Regions from separate parts of the Homo sapiens genome. Here region 2 is linked to region 1. A link is a loop called in an ENCODE intact Hi-C map of the cell type or tissue named here. Cell type or tissue: heart right ventricle. All regions are shown on one strand. Each heading gives the region's core, and the rest is flanking DNA. Links, peaks and the distances in the headings are about the cores only.

Region 1 (7,876 bases), core at 936-5,935:
CAGCCAGAAGCCAGAAACAGACGCTTCAAGGAGGAGGTAAAGGAAATAGCAATTTATGCTGAGTGGAATGGCCAAATAGATTTATTTAATAAGCTCTAGGAGGAGTCATGAATATTTATGGAAGGAGAAATGCATGCACGCACAATTGAGTTTCTTGCTTCTTCATGGGTCCCATGTACAAAAAATGGCAGTGTTAGCATGATCCCAGGGTGGAGTTTTCAGCCCTCTGACATTAAAAGGTGAAGCAGAGGACATGAAAACTCGCTCTGTGCATCCTCTGTACGCTGGCCAGAACCTCTCCATCGTGGGTGGTCTCTTATCAGGCAAGAAAGGAGAGGTTGATATCAGTGGTGGAGGCTTTGAAAGGGCTGGTTTCTGTTAAATCCTTAGGGAAGAAAGCCTCATCATGGTTAGCAAAGGAGGGGGTATAACGATGTGTATCTTAACCCCATCATCCCATCCTAGCAAAGCTGAGAACTCAGTTTTGAAAGTTACTCTGGGGTCCCCTCAGCCAAGAGTGGGTCTGTTCAGTCAGTTGGGAGCTTAGAATTTCATTTTCATTTATCAATGCTAATGCGAAAGAGTACGCTGTCTTCATGGCAGCTGAATTTGCAAGAAACTCCTTGGATGGGGTTAATGGCAGCTGTATTTTTCTGGGAGCTCTGCTTTAATTGGATAAAGTAAGTTCTGGTAAGATTTCTTCATCTTCAGTATCTCAAATGTTTTCATTTAAATAATCTTTATAACAACTTTTGATGTCTGAGTGGATTCCCACACAGTCATCTATTGTAAGACTTTCTGATTCCTTTTTTTTCCTTTGGTCATTATGAATAGGGCTTCTGTAAATAACTGCATGGTAGCTTTTGATGGGAAATAACATCAAAGTAGTTGTCAAAATACTTAGGAATGTTATTTTTGGATTGTAAGGTGAGACTTGTTTAGCTTTGGAAAAAAATGCACAACTTGTAATAGGGGAGGAAAAATAATTTTCTGTTTTTGGAATTCTTAGATGGAACGCTCTGTAAAAACTGACAGATTAAAATGAGAAAAACAGAAAAGTTTAAAAACATGTATATCTTATGGTTACATGGGAGATACTCAGGGAAAAATGAGTAAATCTCCAACAGGTGGCTTTCAATTCAAGCATAAATACTATCTTCAACTTAAAGAAAGAAGATTTGAGGTGCAGTAGTGGGGAGCTAACCAGCAAAAGCACATTAGACAAGGGTAAGGTGCGTTATACAGACTTAAGTCCACGCATTCTCCATTGATAAGACTCTTCAGTGATTTAGTTATCCTTCTCTTCTTGGCGTCGAGAGAGGTAGCTTTTAAATGGTGATTTCCTTTATAGATGTAAATTTTCCTTACACAAGTAACTTCTCTATTTTCACAACTTCCTTTGTTAGCATTTTTTTTCAAAATAATTAGCTTGGAATAATTCTTAAGCCAAAGGGACATATTTTGGGGTTGCATATTCTGGTTTCCTACCATTATATTTCGGGGTGGCATAGTTTGGTCTTATACACTGTGTTCCACTGGCAATGAAAAGAGTTCTTGGTTTTCCTCCAGCAATTTGTCATTTGTTAAAGAGCTTAGCAGTTCTAAGAGATATAGACCAGCTGTGCTATCTTTTTGTGGTTTTCAGTTCTCTAGTATGTTGAGCATCTTTTTGTAAGTGTACTTGCCATCTGTAGATCTTCTTTGGTGAAGTGTCTGTTCAGATCTGTGTGCATTTTTAATTGGGTTGTTTAACTTATTGTTTAGTTTTAACAATTTTTTATATATTTTGAATACAAATTCTCAGATCTGTATTTTGCAAATATTTTCTTCAACATGTGGCTTGTCTTTTTGTTCTCTTAACAAGGTCTCTTCCAGAGTATAAACTGTAAATATTAAGAAATCCACATTGTCATTTCTTCTGTGTATATCAACCTTCTGTGTCATTTGTTAAAATTCATTACGAAACGCAAAGGCACATAGCTTTTCCTCTATAGTTTCTTCTAGAAATTGTATAGTTTTGCATTTTTAGTGTAAGGATGATTTTGAGTGATTATTTGTGTAAGTTGTAAAGTTTTCATCTACATGCATATCATTTCTTATGGTTTCCAATTAATCATTCCCTCACTATTTTTGGGAAAGACACAGGATAGTGGGCTCTGTTAGAGTAGATAGCTAGCTAGACATGAACAGGAGGGGGAGCTCCTGGAAAAGGGAAAGTCTGTGAAGGCTCACCTGGAGGGACCACCAAAAATGCACATATTAGTAGCATCTCTAGTGCTGGAGTGGATGGGCACTTGTCAATTGTGGTTAGGAGGGAGAAGAGGTACCTACGCAGAAACACCCTAGAACTTCTCTTAAGATGCCCCAATCGGATGGGCGCGGTGGCTCACGCCTGTAATCCCAGCACTGTGGGAGGCCGAGGCGGGTGGATCATGAGGTCAGGAGATCGAGACCATCCTGGCTAACAAGGTGAAACCCCGTCTCTACTAAAAATACAAAAAATTAGCTGGCGCGGTGGCGGGCGCCTGTAGTCCCAGCTACTCGGGAGGCTGAGGCAGGAGAATGGCGTGAACCCGGGAAGCGGAGCTTGCAGTGAGCCGAGATTGCGCCACTGCAGTCCGCAGTCTGGCCTGGGTGACAGAGTGAGACTCCGTCTCAAAAAAAAAAAAAAAAAAGAAGCCCCAATCATCATTCATTCTGCAATAAAAATGTCAGAATATTGCTAGCTACATGCTGATAAGAAGGACAAAGGGGACATTCTTAAGAGAAACCTGGCACCATAAGTACAGATTAAGGCAGAGAAAGACATTCAAAAGAGGCAGCTGCAGTAGATACAAACGTGACCGCTGTCAGCCTGCCTGGTATGGTGGGAAGGAGGCTGGTGCCAGAGTGGATTCGGATTGATCACCACACATGTACCTCAATCAAGTGAGGAGGTCCCACAAGGCTAAGTGGGGCAAGTCGGGGACCTAAGGCAGTAGCAGGAAAACCAAAGAAAACAGGCGGAGACTTGAGACAGAGGTAGGAATGTGAAGAAGTCCAAAATAAAAATCCCTGCACAGGACTCTTAGGCTGTTTTCATGCAGTATCAGCCTACTCCTCCCTATTTTTGTACAATAAGCTCTTTACACTGTATTTCTTTTCAATGAAGTTATCTTCCATCTTTGTACTGCCTCTTGGTGAAAAGCTGTCTTCCAAGTTAATAACTGGGACATCAGCTCTCCGCAGTAATAGCTCCTTTTCAGTTTTAATTTACAGAACTGATGGGGATTAATAACTGGCGCTCTGACTTTAAGTGGTGCAGGAGGTGGCCAATATGGGACGCCAGCCGTCACACCGGGAGCAAGAGGGCCCTGCGTAGTCCCCATGTGCCTGCATGTGGCGTGCAGCCACGACAATGCGAGCAAGAGGGCCCGGCAGTGTGCCCAGCTGCCAGCAGGCGGGTGTGCTGCCACTACAATGTGAGGAAGAGGGCCCTGCAATGTTCCTAGCTGCCAGCAGGCGGCATGCCACCACTATACTGCGAGCAAGAGAGCCCTGCCGTGCCCCGGCGCCAGCAGGGGGCGCTGGACAGCACTGTAAGCAAGAGGGCCCTGTAGTTGTCCTAGTCGCCAGTAGGGGGCGCAATGGCAGAGCACCGTGGGCAAGCTGGTCCTGTAGTGCCCGGCTGCAAGCAGCGGGCGCCCGAAACGGGCTTTTCAGATTACTCAGGTTCCACTCGTCTCTGCGCCGCCGGGTACGTGTGTCTCTGCGCCTGCACCGCGCCACCCCCGCGCTCCCCGCCCGGCGGCGCGCGAATGTACGACTGCAACACTCCCCGCCACCCTCAGCCCAGCGACGTGCGTCTCTGCGCCGGCGCCGCGCCTCACTCCCGCCCGCCCAGCGACCCCTCCCCTCCGGGGAGGCGCCGGCGTACGTCTATGCCCTGCGCCGCGTCTCCCCAAGAGCGCCGCGCCTCTCCGCGCCTGCGCCTCGGCGCGCCTGCGCCTCTCCGCGCCTGCGCCTCGGCGCGCCTGCGCCTCTCCGCGCCTCCGCCGGCGCGCCGCCTTTGCGAGGGCGGAGTTGCGTTCTCTTTAGCACACAGCCGGAGAGCATCGCGAGGGCGGAGCTGCGTTCTCCTCTGCACAGACTTCGGGGCTATTGCGAAGGCGGAGCAGAGTTCTTCTCAGGTCAGACCCGGGCGGGCGGGCTGAGGGCACTGCGACGGCGGAGCTGCGTTCTGTTCAGCACAGACCTGGGGGGCACCTTAAAGGCGGAGCAGCATTCTTCTCAGCACAGACGTTGGGTTAGGGTGAGGGTGAGGGTTAGGGTGAGGGTTAGGGCGAGGGTTAGGGTTAGGGCTAGGGCTAGGGCTAGGGGTTAGGGTAGGGGTTAGGGTTAGGGGTTAGGGTTGGGTTAGGGTTGGGTTTGGGGTTGGGGTAGGGTTAGGGTTAGGGGTTAGGGTTAGGGGTTAGGGTTAAGGGTTAGGGTAGGGTTAGGGTAAGGGTTGGGGCTGGGGTTGGGGTTAGGGGTAGGGTTAGGGTTAGGGGTTAGGGGTTGGGGTTAGGGTAGGGTAGTGTTAGGGTTAGGGTTTAGGGTTAGGGTTTAGGGTTAGGGTTTAGGGTTATGGTTAGGGTTAAGGGTTAAGGGTCAGGGTCAAGGTCAGGGTCACGGTTTTAGGGTGTTAGGGTTAGGGTAGGGTTAGGGTTAGGGTTGGGTTAGGGTTAGGGTAGGGTTAGGGTTTGGGTTAGGGTTAGGGTAAGGGTTAAGGGTTAAGGGTGGGGGTTGGGGTTAGGGGTAGGGGTAGGGGTAGGGTTGGGGTTGGGGTTGGGGTTAGGGGTTAGGGTTAGGTTTAGCTAACCCTAACCCCAACCCCAACCCCAACCCCAACCCCAACCCCAACCCTAACCCCTAACCCTAACCCCAACCCCAACCCTTAACCCTTACCCTAACCCTAAAATCCTAACCCTAAAACCCTAACCCTGACCCTGACCCTGACCCTACCCCTACCCCTACCCCTACCCCTAACCCCAACCCCAACCCCAACCCCACCCCTACCCCAACCCCAACCCCAAACCCAACCCAAACCCTAACCCTCACCCTCACCCTGCAATGCAGCCCCTCGCCTTGCTTTGGGAGAATCTCGCTGCCCAGGATTCAGAGGGGCTTTTTCTTTCCCGTTTTCCGCACTGAACCGCTCTAACTGGTCTCTAACCTTGATTATTCACGGCTGCAACCGGGAAAGATTTTATTCACCGTTGATGCGCCCCGAGTTGTCACAAAGCCAGGCAGTGGCCCCAACCTCTGTGCTTAGGGGAATGCTGCTCCACCTTTACGGTGACCCCCAGGTCTGTGCTGAGCAGAACGCAGCTCCGCCCTCGCGGTATCCTCAGCCCGCCCGCCCGCCCGGGTCTGACCTGAGGAGAACTCTGCTCCGCCTTCGCAGTACCACTGAAATCTGTGCAGAGGACAACGCAGGTCCGCCCTCGCGGTGCTCTCCGGGTCTGTGCTGAGGAGAACGCAACTCCGCCGTCGCAAAGGCACCCCGCGCCGCGCCGGCGCAGAGAGGCGCGCCGCGCCGGCGCCGGCGCAGAGAGGCGCAGGGCTCTCTTGCTTACAGTGGTCGCCAGCGCCCCCTGCTGGCGCCGGGGCACTGCAGGGCCCTCTTGCTTACTGTATAGTGGTGGCACGCCGCCTGCTGGCAGCTAGGGACATTGCAGGGTCCTCTTGCTCAAGGTGTAGTGGCAGCACGCCCGCCTGCTGGCAGCTGGGGACACTGCCGGGCCCTCTTGCTCCAACAGTAGTGGCGGATTATAGGGAAACACCCGGAGCATATGCTGTTTGGTCTCAGTAGACTCCTAAATATGGGATTCCTGGGTTTAAAAGTATAAAATAAATATGTTTAATTTGTTAACTGATTACCATCAGAATTGTACTGTTCTGTATCCCACCGGCAATGTCTAGGAATGCCTGTTTCTCCACAAAGTGTTTACTTTTGGATTTTTGCCAGTCTAACAGGTGAAGCCCTGGAGATTCTTATTAGTGATTTGGGCTGGGGCCTGGCCATGTGTATTTTTTTAAATTTCCACTGATGATTTTGCTGCATGGCCGGTGTTGAGAATGACTGCGCAAATTGCCGGATTTCCTTTGCTGTTCCTGCATGTAGTTTAAACGAGATTGCCAGCACCGGGTATCATTCACCATTTTTCTTTTTGTTAACTTGCCGTCAGCCTTTTCTTTGACCTCTTCTTTCTGTTCATGTGTATTTGCTGTCTCTTAGCCCAGACTTCCCGTGTCCTTTCCACCGGTCCTTTGAGAGGTCACAGGGTCTTGATGCTGTGGTCTTGATCTGCAGGTGTCTGACTTCCAGCAACTGCTGGCCTGTGCCAGGGTGCAAGCTGAGCACTGGAGTGGAGTTTTCCTGTGGAGAGGAGCCATGCCTAGAGTGGGATGGGCCATTGTTCATCTTCTGGCCCCTGTTGTCTGCATGTAACTTAATACCACAACCAGGCATAGGGGAAAGATTGGAGGAAAGATGAGTGAGAGCATCAACTTCTCTGACAACCTAGGCCAGTAAGTAGTGCTTGTGCTCATCTCCTTGGCTGTGATAGGTGGCCGGCCCTCGCTCCAGCAGCTGGACCCCTACCTGCCGTCTGCTGCCATCGGAGCCCAAAGCCGGGCTGTGACTGCTCAGACCAGCCGGCTGGAGGGAGGGGCTCAGCAGGTCTGGCTTTGGCCCTGGGAGAGCAGGTGGAAGATCAGGCAGGCCATCGCTGCCGCAGAACCCAGTGGATTGGCCTAGGTGGGATCTCTGAGCTCAACAAGCCCTCTCTGGGTGGTAGGTGCAGAGAGGGGAGGGGCAGAGCTGCAGGCACAGCCAAGAGGGCTGAAGAAATGGTAGAACGGAGCAGCTGGTGATGTGTGGGCCCACCGGCCCCAGGCTCCTGTCTCCCCCCAGGTGTGTGGTGATGCCAGGCATGCCCTTCCCTAGCATCAGGTCTCCAGAGCTGCAGAAGACGACGGCCGACTTGGATCACACTCTTGTGAGTGTCCCCAGTGTTGCAGAGGTGAGAGGAGAGTAGACAGTGAGTGGGAGTGGCGTCGCCCCTAGGGCTCTACTGGACCAGCGTCTCCTGTCTCCTGGAGAGGCTTCGATGCCCCTCCACACCCTCTTGATCTTCCCTGTGATGTCATCTGGAGCCCTGCTGCTTGCGGTGGCCTTATAAAGCCTCCTGGTCTGGCTCCAAGGCCTGGCAGAGTCTTTCCCAGGGAAAGCTACAAGCAGCAAACAGTCCGCATGGGTCATCCCCTTCACTCCCAGCTCAGAGCCCAGGCCAGGGGCCCCCAAGAAAGGCTCTGGTGGAGAACCTCTGCATGAAGGCTGTCAACCAGTCCATAGGCAAGCCTGGCTGCCTCCAGCTGGGTGGACAGACAGGGGCTGGAGAAGGGGAGAAGAGGAAAGGGGGTTGCCTGCCCTGTCTCCTACCTGAGGCTGAGGAGGGAGAAGGGGATGCACTGTTGGGGAGGCAGCTGTAACTCAAAGCCTTAGCCTCTGTTCCCACGAAGGCAGGGCCATCAGGCACCAAAGGGATTCTGCCAGCATAGTGCTCCTGGACCAGTGATACACCCGGCACCCTGTCCTGGACAAGCTGTTGGCCTGGATCTGAGCCCTCGTGGAGGTCAAAGCCACCTTTGGTTCTGCCATTGCTGCTGTGTGGAAGTTCACTCCTGCCTTTTCCTTTCCCTAGAGCCTCCACCACCCCGAGATCACATTTCTCACTGCCTTTTGTCTGCCCAGTTTCACTAGAAGTAGGCCTCATCCTGACAGGCAGCTGCACCACTGCCTGGCGCTGTGCCCTTCCTTTGCTCTGCCCGCTGGAGACGGTGTTTGTCATGG
Region 2 (8,117 bases), core at 1,302-6,301, 96 kb before region 1:
CAGCCCGCCATGCCTGAGCCTTCCCAGCTCCGTGGGCTCCTGTGTGGCCAGAGCGCCCCCTGCTCCGCGGTGCCCAGTCCCATCAACTACCCAAGGGCTGAGGAGTGCGGGCGCAGGGCGCGGGACTGGCGGGCAGCTCCACCTGTGGCCCCTGTGCGGGATCCGCTGGGTGAAGCCGGCTGGGCTCCTGACTCTGGTGGGGACTTGGAGAACCTTTGTGTCTAGCTCAGGGATTGTAAACGCACCAATCAGCGCCCTGTCAAAACAGACCACTCGCTCTCTGTAAAATGGACCAATCAGAGGATGTGGGTGGGGCCAGATAAGAGAATAAAAGCGGGCTGCCCGAGCCCCCAGTGGCGACTCGCTGGGGTTCCCTTACCGAGCTGTGGGAGCTTTGTTCTTTCGCTTTTTGCAATAAATCTTGCTGCTGCTCACTCTTTGGGTCCACACTGCCTTTATGAGCTGTAACACTCACGGTGAAGGTCCGCAGCTTCACTCCTGAGCCGGCGAGACCACGAACCCACCAGAAGGAAGAAACTCCGAACATCAGAAGGAACCAACTCCGGACATGCCGCCTTTAAGAACTGTAACACTCACCGCGAGGAGCCACGGCTTCATTCTGGAAGTCAGTGAGACCGAGAACCCACTGAGTCCGGACACATTAGGATGTTAGAGTCCCACCTTCAAAGCATTTTTCTCCTGGAGTGGACTTTGCACAAATGGTAGGCCAATTGTGGAGTCAGTGAAGAACCAGGCTAATCCAGCTTGTTTTATTGGCCCCAGTTTTTCTTCTCAGGGCCGTAAACCAGTTATTACCAGGAAACAAAAGCAAAGTAAGTATTAAGTTTTGAATTGGTATTGAGGAGAAACATCTAAAATCAAGTCTCGCCAATCTAATTAAATTAGATTCCCAAACCGGAAGAAGCTTTGCAATTACTGCCAAAATGTCTCAGAGGGCATTAGGTTAATTGAAGCTGGAGAGGAGTGAGAAAAGAGGCAGCTGCTAGTCACTGAGAATAAGGACTCTCTATTTGCTGTGAGGTTTGTAGGGGCAGCACTTTGCTGTTGGGGTTTGGTAAGGGGATTTGTTTTAAAATTGGAATTATATTTTGTTGGCTTTTAATCATAAGCAGGGAAATACATTTTTCCTACGCCTAAGAATTTACATAAGCTAATTTGTTCCATAATTAGAAAAATCCTTGCTTTTAGCATATGGACTGTAACAATAGGGGTTGTAACTCGTGAGTCGTGTGACACATTGTTTCCCTTTGGTGAAGTTTTACTTTAAGATCTGTTGAGTATATCCAGGGAGAGAGATGAAGGTCAAGACATGCTTATTTTTACAGAGAGAGAGAGAGAGAGAGAGAAAGAGATTCATTAAACTTTGAGTTATACTTTATTTTTATTTATTTATTTTTTTGAGATGGGGTCTTGCTCTGTCACCCAGGCTGGAGTACAGTGGCATGATCTTGGCTCATTGCAACCTCCACTACCAGGGCTCAAGTGATTCTCCCACCTCAGCCTCTCAAGTTGCTGGGACTACAGGTGCACACCAACAAGCCTGGCTAAGTTTTTTGATTTTTAGTAGCAATGAGGTCTTGCTATTTTGCCTAGGCTGGTCTCGAACTCCTGGCCTCAAGCAATCTGCCTGCCTTAGCTTCCCAAAGTGCTAGGATTACAGATGTGAGCCACCGTGCCTGGCCCATATTTTACTCAGTAGGAATCTTTGCTATTTGCTATGATTTTTAATTCTTCTTGTATCTTAATTTTGCTTCCCCAATGAGTATGTTAAATGTTCTTTAAAATCTTCCTGTAAAAAAGTAAACATATTAAACAGCAGTTCTCTAATTGAATGTGCTAATTTGATAAATATTTGAGTGGATACCTACTATTTGCAAAGCTTCAAGGAATACAGTGGTGAGTAAGATAGTCTTTTTTTTTTTTTGAGACAGAGTCTTGCTCTGTCTCCCAGGCTGGAGTGCAGTGGTGTGATCTCGGCTAACTGCAACCTCCACTTCCTGGGTTTCAAGTGATTCTCCTGCTTCAGCCTCCCAAGTAGCTTAGATTACAGAAGCACATTACCATTCTTGGTTAATTTTTGTATTTTTAGTAGACATAGTTTCACCATGTTGGCCAGGCTGGTCTCGAACTCCTGAGTTCAAGTGATCCCGCCTGTCTCGGCCTCCCAAAGTGCTGGGATTACAGGTGTGAGAGACTGCACTTGGCCAATAAGATAGTCTTTAATGTCAAGGAGTTTATGATTTTTTTCTTGGCGGAGGTGATAAGAAAATATGTAAAAACAATAAACATAGGTTACAGTAGTTGGCATCAAAGGAATGGGGAAGGGCTTTTTACCAAGCTTGTCTAGCTTGTGTACCGCAGGCTGCATGTGGGCCAACACAAATTCATAAACTCTCTTTAGACATTATGAGATTTTTTTTTTTTTTTTTTAGCTCACCAGTCATCATTAGTGTTAGTGTATCTTATGTGTGGCCCAGGAAGCCAAAAGATCAGACACCCCTGCACAGAGAAAGTAGCGCTTGAGATGAACTTGAAGGTTGAAATTAAACTTTGAGAGGTATTGTTGGCAGGCAGGAGATAGGAAGCAAATAACTGCATCGAGTTGGAGAAATTTGTTGGTCTTTGGGGAAAAGCAAGTAGTTCAGTCTGGCAGGAGTTGGAATAAGTGTTAGGGAATAATGGGAAATAGAGTTAGAAAAGCAAATTGTGAAATACTGTGTATCAGTCGGCTTAGGCAGTTAAACTGCAGTAACAAAGGACTCTCCAAATCACAGCAATACTACAAGCTTATTTCTCTCTTACATTACATTTCCCTTGTGGGTATCTGTAGCTCTGCTCCATGGCTCCTTTGTTCTGGGGTCAGGCTGCAGAAGCAGCTTCGATCTGGGTTATCATCAATTCTGGCCAAGGGAAAGAAAATATGGGAGAACTGTTCAATGGTTTTCGTAGTGTCCGCTTGACTGTGGCACATGTTACAGCTGTTCACGTTTCATTGGCCAAAGCAAGTCACTTGGCCATGCCTGCCATCCCTGGGAAAGGGGAAATATAATCCTCTTACAGGAAAGGACAAAAAATATATAAAACAATTTACCAAAAGCCTTGAAAGCCAATCTGAGTCTTTTGCATTTAAATCTTTAGATGGCTTGGAGCCATGGCAAGTTTCTAGACAAGATAATATGGCTTAGTAAAACAAACAAACAAAAACATCAGGGTGTTTGTTGTTGTTGTTGTTGTTGTTGTTTTTTGAGACAGAGTCTCGCTCTGTCGCCCAGGCTGGAGTGCAGTGGCGCGATCTCAGCTCACTGCAAGCTTCACCTCCCGGGTTCACGCCATTCTCCTGCCTCAGCCTCCTGAGTAGCTGGGACCACAGGCGCCCGCCACCACGCCCGGCTAATTTTTTGTATTTTTAGTAGAGACGGGGTTTCACCGTGTTAGCCAGGATGGTCTCGATCTCCTGACCTCATGGTCCACCCGCCTCGGTCTCCCAAAGTGCTGGGATTACAGGCGTGAGCCACTGTGCCCAGCCCAGGGTGGTTTTTATGTTGTGTGTGTGTTTGTGTGTATGTGTGTGCATGTACATAAAAATTATTCAGGGTATTTATTATAAATGCGGGTTCCAGGATTCCAGAAGGTCTGATTCAGGGAGCTCAGGTAGCAAGCAGCCAGGTGGAGAGAATGTAGATTGTCCACAGACCTCATTTTATAAAACCCTGGATCAAGGAATCAACGGAGAGTGCTCAGGCAAGTGCAGGTGAGATGGGGCAGTGAGTGAGGGAACGGCAGGTAGGTCATGAGTGCAGAGGCCCAGATGCAATGTGGGCATATGGTAAATGGCCAGTACGGAGGCAGATAGATAAGAGAGAACAGATGGAACTAGACTTACTCAAGGTGGGAGGCTATGGTGCAAACAGCCAGGAAACAGGGTAGTGCAAGGGGCAAATCTTGGGAGCTGAGATTAGGAATATCAGGGGATCCTGATCTTCCCTGAGGAGGAGGAGGCAAGCCTAGCTGATGCAAGAAAAAGCTGAGAACTTGAGGAGAGCAGAGGCGATAAACAGGAAGTCGCAGGAAACTCGGTGCTTGTAAGCAGCTATGGAAAACTTGACTAAAAGCGGCCCCATAAACTTGATTTTGTATTCGGCCAGAAGAGGGTACTACGGTAGCACATATGCTGATGTCTGGGCTCGGCCGCCCAAACCGAGTAATGCCAGCTCCTGTCCAATAGGGTTATTAACCCGACCCACAGCGCGATATTTTGGGCGATTCATTTATTACTTTTATAGCCGTGAATCTTTTTAGAAGGAACTTTAAGGTTTCTATTTATTAAGGAATCTGGGGTTATTTTGTTTTGAACTGTGAATTCCTGTAGTCAAAAAGAAATTAATTCCACGGAGTTTAAGGGAATTATTACCCATTTATTGGCATCACTTGAGGCATGGAGAGGAGATTAGGACAGAGAGGAGAAAAGACCTAGAAGACAGAAAAGTGCATTTGAGGCATGACTTCTGGGAGTGTAATTGCTGAGCCCAAAAGGTTGGAATCTTATGGTTTTTTGTTTGTTTGTTTGTTTGTTTGTTTGTTTTTGAGATAGAGTCTCACTCTGTCGCCCAGGCTGGAGTGCAGTGGCTTGATCTCGGCTCACTGCAACCTCCGCCTCCCGGGTTCAGGCGATTCTTCTGCCTCAGCCTCCTGAGTAGCTGAGATTACAGGCATGCGCCACCACACCCGACTAATTTTTGTATTTTTAGTAGAGACGGGGTTTCCCCATTTGGCCAGGCTGGTCTTGAACTGCTGACCTCAAGTGATCCACCCGCCTCAGCCTCCCAAAGTGCTGGGATTACAGGCATGAGCCACCGCGCCTGGCCTATTTCTATGACCAAATAATATTCCATTGTGTGGACAAACTATATTTTGTTGATCTATTCACTAGTTGTTGGGTGTTCGGGTTGTTTCCACCTTTTGGCTATTATGAATAGTGCTGCTGCGAATGTTCGTGTTCAAGTTTTTGTGTGGACACGTTTTTATTTCTCCTGGATATATACCTGGGAGTAGAATTGCTGGATCGAATGGTAACTCAGTATTTAATGTTTTGAGGAACTGCCCAGCTGTTCTACAGTGGCTGCACCATTTTTCCTTTCCACCAGCAATGTATGAGTGTCTCAGTTTCTCCACATCCTCAACAACATTAGTTATGCTCTGTTTTTTAGGGGCTTTCTTGTTTTCATACAGCCTTACTCGTAAGTCGAAGTGGTGTATCACTGTGATGTTTTGGTTTCGTTTTTATGGTCTATGCTTGACATAGTTACTCTTATGTGTCAACTTGACTGGGTGATGGGATACCCAGCTGGTTGGTTAAACCTTATTTCTGGTGTGTTTGTGAGGGTGTTCCCAGAAAAGATTAACATTTGAATGGTTGGACTGAGTAAAGAAGATGGTCAACATGGGTGGGCATTATCAATCTACCGAGGGCCTGAATAAAACAAGAAGGCAGAGGAAGGTTGAATTAACTCTGCTTGACTACTGAGGTGGGACATCAATCTTCTCCAGCCCTCACCACTCCTGGTTCTCAGGCCTTAAGACCTGGACTAGAATCTACACTATTGATTCTCCACCTCTTGGACTTTGGGACACCACAGGCTTTCCTGGGGGTCCAGTTCACAGGTGGTTCGCAGCGGGACTTAGCCTCCAGAATGATGTATCCAATCAATATCTTTTTAATTTAATTTAATTTAATTTTACTTAAATTCTGGGATATATGCATAGAACATGCAGGTTTGCTACGTAGGTATACATGTGCCATGGTGGTTTGCTGCACCTATCAACCTGTCAACTAGGTTTTAAGCCCCACATGCATTAGGTATTTCTCCTAATGCTCTCCCTCCCCTTTCCCCCCACCCCCAATAGGCCCTGGTGTGTGATGTTCCCCTCCCTGTGTCCATGTGTTCTTATTGTTCAACTCCCACTCATGAGTGAGACATGTGGTGTTTAGTTTTTTGTTCCTATGTTAGTTTGCTGAGAATGATGGTTTCCAGCTTTATCCATGACCCTCCAAAGACATGAACTCATTCTTTTTCATGGCTGCATAGTATTCCATGATATATATGTCTCACATTTTCTTTATCCAGTCTGTCATTGATGGGCATTTGGGTTGGTTCCGAATCTTTACTATTGTAAATAGTGCTGCAGTAAACACACGTGTGCATGTGTCTTTATAGTAAAATGATTTATAATATACCCAGTAATGGGATTGCTGGGTCAAATGTTATTTCTGGTTCTAGATGAGCCAATCAATAGCTTATAAACAAGCAAACAAACAAATTCTACTGGTTCTATTTCTCTGGAGAACCCTGACCAACACAACGCTTTAATGATTGTTTTCTTACTGTGGTAAAATAGGCAGCACATGAAAGTTATAATTTTAGCCTGTCGTTGTTGTTGTGAGACAGTCTCACTCTTGCCCAGGCTGGAGTGCAGCGGTGCAGTCACAGCTCACTGCAGCTCAACCTCCCAGGCCCCAGTGATCCTCCCACCTCAGCCTTCCGAATAGCTGGGACTACTGGCATGTACCACTACACCCAGCTAATTTTTTATTTTTTGTAGAGCTGGGTTCTCCCCATGTTGCCCAGGCTGGTCTTGAACTCCTGGGCTCAAGGAATCCTTTCACTTCGGCCTCCAAAAGAGCGGGGATTACAGGTGTGAACTACTGCACCTGGCCTATCTGAGGCATTTTTAATTGTACAGCTCAGCGGCCTTCATGACATTCATATTGTTCGCATCATGGTGGTTTTGGTTTGCATTTCCCTGATGATTAATGGTGTTGGGCATCTTTTTCCTGGACTTGCTGGCCATTTGTATATCCTCCTTGGAGAACTGTCTGTTCAAGATCTTTGCTCATGTTTGATTTGGGTTGTGTTTTTATTGTTGAGTTGTGACTATTCTTTATATATTATACTATTCTTTATATTATAAGGAATATATATATAAGATATTATACTATTCTTTATATATTATATGTTCTTTATATATTGAGACAATATATATATTGTCTCAATTGTAACAGCAGGATTTTAGTTTATGGAAGTGACTGAATGATGATGTGGAGAGGCCAATGTTACTGAAAGAAGTTTTCTTACAGTTCCTGAGAGGAGGGGACATGCCACAACACGCAGGGCCACAGAGAAAGCGTTAGGATGGTCAAGAGGCAAAAGATGAGTGAGAAGGCGTGGGCCACAGCCCTTACTGGAGTTTCTGCAGGAAAGGCAAGGCAGGGCCGGGCCATCAGTTTAGGACTGGCTACTTTGAATAACATGGGTGAGCCTGGGCTATAGGGGGTGGTCTCTAGTTGCCTGGAACCTGGCCTTGGGTTGATTTAGGATAAGGGAAATATTGGTTTGGTGTGTGAGAGTTATATAGAAGGTAGATGGAGGCACAGACTTGGATCAGCCTGTCTGCACACGAAAGGAGAATTCCAGGCAACTTGACGTATATTTGTACAATTGTTTGATAATGCATTTCCATGTTTTTGGAAACAGTGAATCAAACGTGGACGGGAACAAGTCTCCCTCACTTGCCTCCTGCACCCAGCCTTGCCTCAGTGTGGGAATGCCCCATCCTTGGAGGGGAATGCCCCTTCTTGAAGGAGAGAGGTAAACACTTGTCTGCTGGCCTTGCAGTTACTAGATACCAAATAGACATAAAGAATTTAAGGCCAGGCGCAGTGGCTCACGCCTGTAATCCCAGCACTTTGGGAGGCCAAGGCGGGCAGATCACTTGAGATCAAATCACTTGAGGTCAGGAGTTTGAGACCAGCCTGGTCAAAATGGTGAAACCCCATCTCTACTAAACATACAGAAATTAGCCAGGTGTGGTGGCGTGTGCCTGTAATCCCAGCTAATTGGGGGGCTGAGGTGGGAGAATGGCTTGAACATGGGAGGCAGAGGTTTCAGTGAGCTGAGATCGTGCCACTGCACTCCCGCCTGGGCAACAGAGCGAGACTCCATCTCAAAAAAAAAAATCTGGGAAATCACAGGACAATATTAGACAGACCCTGAACAGACATATACAGTTGGCAAACATATTCTCTCATTCTGTGGGTT

The links. A loop is a pair of places that touch in the nucleus more often than their neighbours do. Peaks named below come from ENCODE experiments on the same cell type or tissue, not always from the same donor. Only the 100,000 strongest peaks of a DNase experiment are listed, where the experiment ranks them.
Region 2: a loop joins it to region 1, with 5 times the contacts of the local background. A loop is called at or near these places in 10 of 110 quality-filtered maps.

The regions. Positions count from the first base shown.
Region 1 is chr2:113,599,888-113,607,763 of GRCh38, reverse strand. It overlaps LOC124907874, which reads right to left and starts at 6,944. Exons shown (of 3, transcript XM_047446749.1): 1 at 6,484-6,944. The coding sequence starts at 6,493. It also overlaps the pseudogene DDX11L2. RefSeq lists a silencer at 3,814-4,023. In heart right ventricle, for the core only: CTCF peaks have their summits at 3,517 (motif pointing right) and 5,605 (motif pointing left); DNase peaks (open chromatin) are centred at 3,543, 3,963 and 4,043; H3K4me3 peaks cover 1,144 bases; H3K27ac peaks cover 1,500 bases.
Region 2 is chr2:113,696,413-113,704,529 of GRCh38, reverse strand. It overlaps LINC02936 (long intergenic non-protein coding RNA 2936), which reads left to right and starts at 356. Exons shown (of 3, transcript NR_186169.1): 1 at 356-833. It also overlaps a transcript of SLC35F5 not described here. RefSeq lists an enhancer at 4,011-4,070. In heart right ventricle, for the core only: a CTCF peak has its summit at 4,187 (motif pointing right); a DNase peak (open chromatin) is centred at 4,178; H3K4me3 peaks cover 587 bases.